Regions from separate parts of the Homo sapiens genome. Here region 2 is linked to region 1. A link is an interaction called in ENCODE POLR2A ChIA-PET data of the cell type or tissue named here. Cell type or tissue: GM12878. All regions are shown on one strand. Each heading gives the region's core, and the rest is flanking DNA. Links, peaks and the distances in the headings are about the cores only.

Region 1 (2,917 bases), core at 277-2,776:
AAAATGGCCATCTGTTAACCAAGCCTTATACATCACCAGAAACTTTATCTACTGCCAGCTTGACTGCAGACTTCCAGCCTCCAGAACTATGAGAAATAAATGTTTGTTGTTGAAACTGCCCAGTCTATGGTGTATTTATTATAGCAGCCTGAACCAACTAAGACATCTTACAACTCTGTAAAACAACCCAATTTAAAATCTTACTCAAGGTTACGCAGGAACTCAAGAATTCTCACCCAGGTGATCCACTTTCTTTGAATAACAGTTGTCTTTCCTTCTCTTTCTGGAGCTCTGATACTGTAGTTTTGTGCTCTTGTATTATAGAGGCAGTTGCTTTATTAAATAGTTTTTAATATCTGTTTCTTTTTTATCTTGAATACCTTTTAATATTTGCAGCGCTTATTCTATTTTGATCACCCATCTTTGAAGCAGATAAGTTATTCACAGGTTGGCTATTTTAAGGAGGTTCTCTTGGGGATTGGCTGGTCATAGACTCATTGAAATGTAAAGTTCATGCCATGACTCGAGCTTGGTATGTGGGTTTGGATGTGACTTGCTTGAGATTTCTTCTTTGGTCTATCACCTCTGCTCTTCTAAGCCAAACTGGGCCCACACTTGGACCCTGCTACCCAGGTCTCTTCCCATCCTTGCTCTTACAAGCAAGGGACTGAAGTTTTGCACCTCACTGTGCCCTTCACCTTTGATAAGTGTTCTTAGGGCTTCTGCTGAAGTTGGCCCCGTGGCATAGTGCTTGTGCCCCCACTACAGATGCCCAACCCCTTGCTCTGTCCCTATTGCTAGTGGTGCTTCTCCCCACAGTTTTGTGATGCAGGATTTGAGAGTTCCTACTTTTGCTGAAAATAGAGTTTCTTATTTACCTTTTTGATTTTGAACGAGTCCAGCAAATGACTAAGGAGATGACAGCTGGCACTGCCGTCTTCAGGACAGGAGTCACGAGGCATCTTCTGGATTATCATACCCCAGTGTCTGCTACAGCCCCTCTCCTAGGTTCCTCGTAGACACATTTGTGATTCCTAAATTTGGATTTTCTTTCATCATTTTTATCTCTAGAAGAATGCATCTGTTTATTTTTCCACACCACTGATTCCAATTCAAGTCTTGTCCATCTGTTGTTTGGGCCTCCTGTTGAGGTTCGGTTTCTGGAGTCATCTTTGTAATATCCCCTTTTCATTATTTAGTTGGATTCTTTTTCCAGTCTCCTCTCATTTTATGAATACCTTTACCTCTAACACTGACCTTTTTGGGGATCTTATTTTTTTCTTTAATTTTAATTTTTTCCCATTTTTATTAATTTTTATACAAAGGCAATAGTTGTACATAGGATCTTATTTTTTTAGATTATGTTTTCTTTGGTATACCAGGTTTACTCATTCTTCGGTGACTAATTTCTCTGCTTTTCAGGTAGGTCTCTGTAGTTCAAGAGTTTGGTTTAAATGTCTAACCATTCTTAGTGTCTGTGTATTTTTGCAAATGAGGTTCAGGTTGATCAATAATGGTCTTATTGGCCTTTTTTAAAGGCTGCTATTTGATTTCCCAGGCAGGCTTCCCTTCTGAAAATGACAGCCACCTGGCCACAGGGCTGTGGGAGTGAGCTGCGTCCTGACCATAGTGAGTGGGTGGGGACGCTGACAGACACGTTTCCTTTTTGTGAGTTTTCACAAGTACGCACAAGTAAGGACAGGCAAGCTGCTGGAACTCTTTTGGTTGATGAAGAAGAAAGAAAGGAATTGCTTAAGAGCTTGCTTTGAGAGATCTTACTGCTGAACTAAGCTACTCTTCTGTTTTGCTTTTTCTCAGATGCTAAGTAAAAGACAGTAAAGAAGAAAATAATTATATGTTTTGTGCCCAACTCCTAAAACAAGCCAGTTAGTAGCAGGTTGCTTCTTTGGCTTCTGGTGTTTGGCATACACTGTCTGCAAATGTGCTGGGAAGATGGGGTTGTAGTGAAGCGGGGCCTCCTTCACCTTGGGGTGTGTCCTTCTTGATGTGCCCTTGCCCAGGTGGAAGACTTTAATAGACATAAAGCAGTAATGGGCGAGTGTTCTACATCACCTGCTTTTGTGCTCAGATGGCAATCCCCTCCACATTTCCACTGGTGTCTCTGTGAGGAAGCTCATCGCAGGTTTTGTATTCTCGGGCCCACCTTCCCCCACTTCTGAGAGCACTAGAAGGCACAATTTTCTCTCCTGATGAATTTGGGAATTCAAGTAGGCAGCTAGCAGAATAGACGCCAAGTGAACCTCCATTTAATGACTCTTCTTCCAGTTTTCAACCTCATCTGGTCGTGCAGAGCTTCTGCTACCACTACATTGCAGTAGTTAGGAGGACCACTGTGGATTTGGCTTTTTTTCTCCCCACTCTTGGGGAAGAACCCTTTTTCCCAAGCTCAAGATGTTAAAGCTGTACAGTCGTTTTCCAGAGAATACCATTGAATCGTTCAAGGGCCAGTCAGGAGACAGAAACTGTACCAGTAATTTGAACAGGGAAATTTAATAGAAATAATGATTAACCAGCAACAGAGGATTAACTACTAAGACGGGAGGGAGATGCTAAAGAATATAGGACCAGGAGATATGGTGAGCAGCTGCCACACCAGGGCTGAGGGAAGGAATATCCAAAGAAGCAGCAAAGTTGAAAGAGGCCTTCTCTCGCAAGGCTGAGGTGCAGACCCATTGGCATTGGATGGTGAAGTTCACTAAGGTGCCATAGGAACCGGCTGGCAGGGAGGAAACTGCCCACCAGTGGGACCGGAATGCCAGTGAAACTCATAGGATGGTGTGAGCCGCTGGCTCTCCTGCACACAGCTAGCAAGAAAGCCAAAAGCCCAGAAATGGGGAGAGAAGGCCCTTCTTGTTGTATCTCCCCAGAGCCCTCTACTGGCAAAGCCAGCTTGTGT
Region 2 (2,917 bases), core at 167-2,666, 68 kb before region 1:
CTTTTATCATTATAGCTTGTTATCCCTGTTATTCTGCTTATTTTTACTTTAATTCCCACCTTGGCTGATAGTAGTGTTGTCTCTCCTCCATGTTTGCACTAGCCTGCTATTTTTTACCTTGTCCCTTTATTTTCAGCCTCTCTTTGTTCCTTTTGCTTTAAGCATATACGTTATAGCTGGACGGTTTGTTGTTTTTGTTTTTTTTTTCCCTTGGTTTTTCAGGCCAATCTGTCTTCTCCTTTAAGCAGAGAATTTGGTTATTTCACATTTATACTGATAACTGATATTCTTGAATTTTGTCCCCATTGTCTTGATTTAGGATTACTTCTGATTTTGTTTCTTCTTGTTCCTTTTCCATATTTTTGCTGGTTTGATGAAGTTGCTGTTTCCTCCATATTTTTCTCTTAATTTGGAAGTTCTCATTGTTATTTTCTTTAATGATTACCTTTTTTTTTACTTTCATAATCAGATACTTATCTCTGTATTATTTGAAAACGAGATGCCAACTCCTTCTGCCAAAACTGTCTGTATTACATCTGACCCTTCTCTTTCCCTTTAGGAAGTTCTACTCCTCCACACTCACACTTGCTCTCAATTCTTAGGTTTTGCTGAAATTAAAGGCTCTTGAACCTTACTGCTACTATCCCTTGGTTAACCAAGCCAAATAACACTGGGGATGCAGGGATCTCATTTCTTCCAAAGTAGCTGGGAACATTTCCAGTCAAAAGGGAAACAGAGGACACAGTATTCAGGAAGTTAAGATTTGGGGGAGGGGAATCGAGAGGCAAAGTGAGAGAAGCTTTTTAATAAGTTTCTAAGCTCCAGAGGGAACCAAATTTGACAGCAGTCATCTTTCTTGGGGTTGTTACTGAAGGTTAGCCAACAGACTCCATGCTTTCCAAAGCTTCAGGGTTTCTAAAATTTGTTTAAAAATTCCACATATCTCTGGCTGGGCACAGTGGCTCACACCTGTAATCCCAGCACCTTGGGAGGCTGAGGCGGGCGGGTCATGAGGTCAGGAGATCGAGACCATCCTGGCTAACACAGTGAAACCCCATCTCTACTAAAAATTAAAAAAAAATTAGCCGGGCATGGTGGCGGGCGCCTGTAGTCCCAGCTACTCGGGAGGCTGAGGCAGGAGAAGGGCGTGAACCCAGGAGGTGGAGGTTGCAGTGAGCTGAGATCACCCACTGTACTTCAGCCCGGGAGACAATGCGAGACTCCGTCTCAAAAAAAAAAAAAGAAAAGAGAAAAAAAAATTCCACATATCTTTAAAAATATTGTCACATTTTTCAGACACTCAGATGCCTTCAGTACTATTTCCTTTCCTCATAAATGTAGTTCACATTGCTCTCTGTACCCCAGTGTCAAAATCTAGTTCTCAGGTAGCTCTAGGAAACTCCAGTGGGTGGCAAACATGTTCAAGTTACAGTGCTCTATGTAATGAAGTCCCTTACTCCTTGAAAGGTTTCAAAGAGAGAGGGGAAATGACATAATTCCAGAGGTCAGGGAAGTATGTATCCGTGTGTATCCCATTTGTGTCCCTAGTGTCTAACATATAGTCAGTACTGAAAAAAAATTTGAATATTATTGAAAATATGGAATATGTGCGTACATATATATATACAGTTGCTTTTATCAACTTAAAAATTTTTTTAATTTTTTAATTTTTTGTAGAGATAGGGTTTTGCTATGTTGCCCAGATTGGTGTTGAATTTTTGGCTTCAAGCAGTCCTGCCTCTGCTTCCCAAACTGCTGGGATTACAGGCGTCAGCCACTGCACCCAGCCACCATCTAATTTTTTTTTTTTTTTTAATGGAGTCTCACTCTGTTGCCCAGGTTGGAGTGCAGTGGCATGATCTCGGCTCACTGCAACCTCCGCCTCCCAGGTTCAAGCGATTCTCCTGTCTCAGCCTTCTGAGTAGCTGGGATCACAGGCACGCACCACCACGCCTGGCTGAATCAGTATTTTTAGTAGAGACGGGGTTTCACCATGTTGGCCAGGCTGGTCTTGAACTCCTGACCTCAAGCGCCACCATGCCTGGCTGAATCAGTATTTTTAGTAGAGATGGGGTTTCACCATGTTGGCCAGGCTGGTCTTGAACTCCTGACCTCAAGTGGTCTGCCTACCTCGGCCTCCCAAAGTGCTGGAATTACAGGCGTGAGCATCACGTCTGGCCTAATTTTTTTAATCGAATTTATTTTTGTAATGATAGATGCTTGTCTTATTCCTAGGGAAATATTTGAAGTAATTGAGATGCTGTCACCTAAAATAATCAAAAGGCTCCTGATTCAGTTAAAAGAATTCATTTAAGTACAGAGTGTAAGCGAGCTACACCAAAGAATGGTGATTAGCGCTCCCAGGGTGGGGAAAAATGAGGATTGTTTATATAGGCAAAATGGAGGTGCCAAACAGAATTATAACATTTTCGGAACTAAGGCTCATTTAAAGATACAAATTTGATTGGCTACTATTGATTACACTTGAAGGGATTTGTTTAACTTCCTTTTGTAAAGAAGTAACAGTCATAAGGATCTCTCATCTCCCAGTCATTTAGTCTAGTTTTGAATAAAGAATAGGGGGTCTGGTTAATATATACATCTAAACACAAAAGTCAGAAAGAATAAAAGTAGTGATGTTACACGAGCCAGCTGTCAGTGCTTAACTTTTCCCTTTGGCCTAATGCATTTGGAAGGTCCTGAAATTGTATTTTCTTTTTACATTGCCTATGTATGTGTAAGTCTTCTTCAGGTCAGTTCACGCTGTTAAATATACGTGCGTATACATACATACTATGTATGTGCGTTTATGTGTGTCTGTGTGTTTTTTTTTTAACAGACGAAGCTTCACAAAAGATGTCTAAGGTAAGATCATACTTCATGTATCTACAGCATAAGGAGAAATTGCTTTATGTTT

What was found. Peaks named below come from ENCODE experiments on the same cell type or tissue, not always from the same donor. Only the 100,000 strongest peaks of a DNase experiment are listed, where the experiment ranks them.
Region 2: POLR2A ChIA-PET joins it to region 1 with 6 read pairs; 4 of 35 experiments call an interaction of 5 or more read pairs at or near these places.

The regions. Positions count from the first base shown.
Region 1 is chr2:241,389,396-241,392,312 of GRCh38, forward strand. All of the region lies in intron 2 of FARP2 (FERM, ARH/RhoGEF and pleckstrin domain protein 2), which reads left to right. Among named protein-coding and RNA genes, the nearest start is that of FARP2, 35 kb to the left of the region's middle. In GM12878, for the core only: no CTCF peak of the experiment used is centred there; a DNase peak (open chromatin) is centred at 1,650; H3K27ac peaks cover 979 bases.
Region 2 is chr2:241,321,377-241,324,293 of GRCh38, forward strand. It overlaps SEPTIN2 (septin 2), which reads left to right. Exons shown (of 13, transcript NM_004404.5): 2 at 2,840-2,865. The coding sequence starts at 2,857. Among named protein-coding and RNA genes, the nearest start is that of SEPTIN2, 6.9 kb to the left of the region's middle. In GM12878, for the core only: no CTCF peak of the experiment used is centred there; no DNase peak of the experiment used is centred there; H3K4me3 peaks cover 1,416 bases; H3K27ac peaks cover 1,907 bases.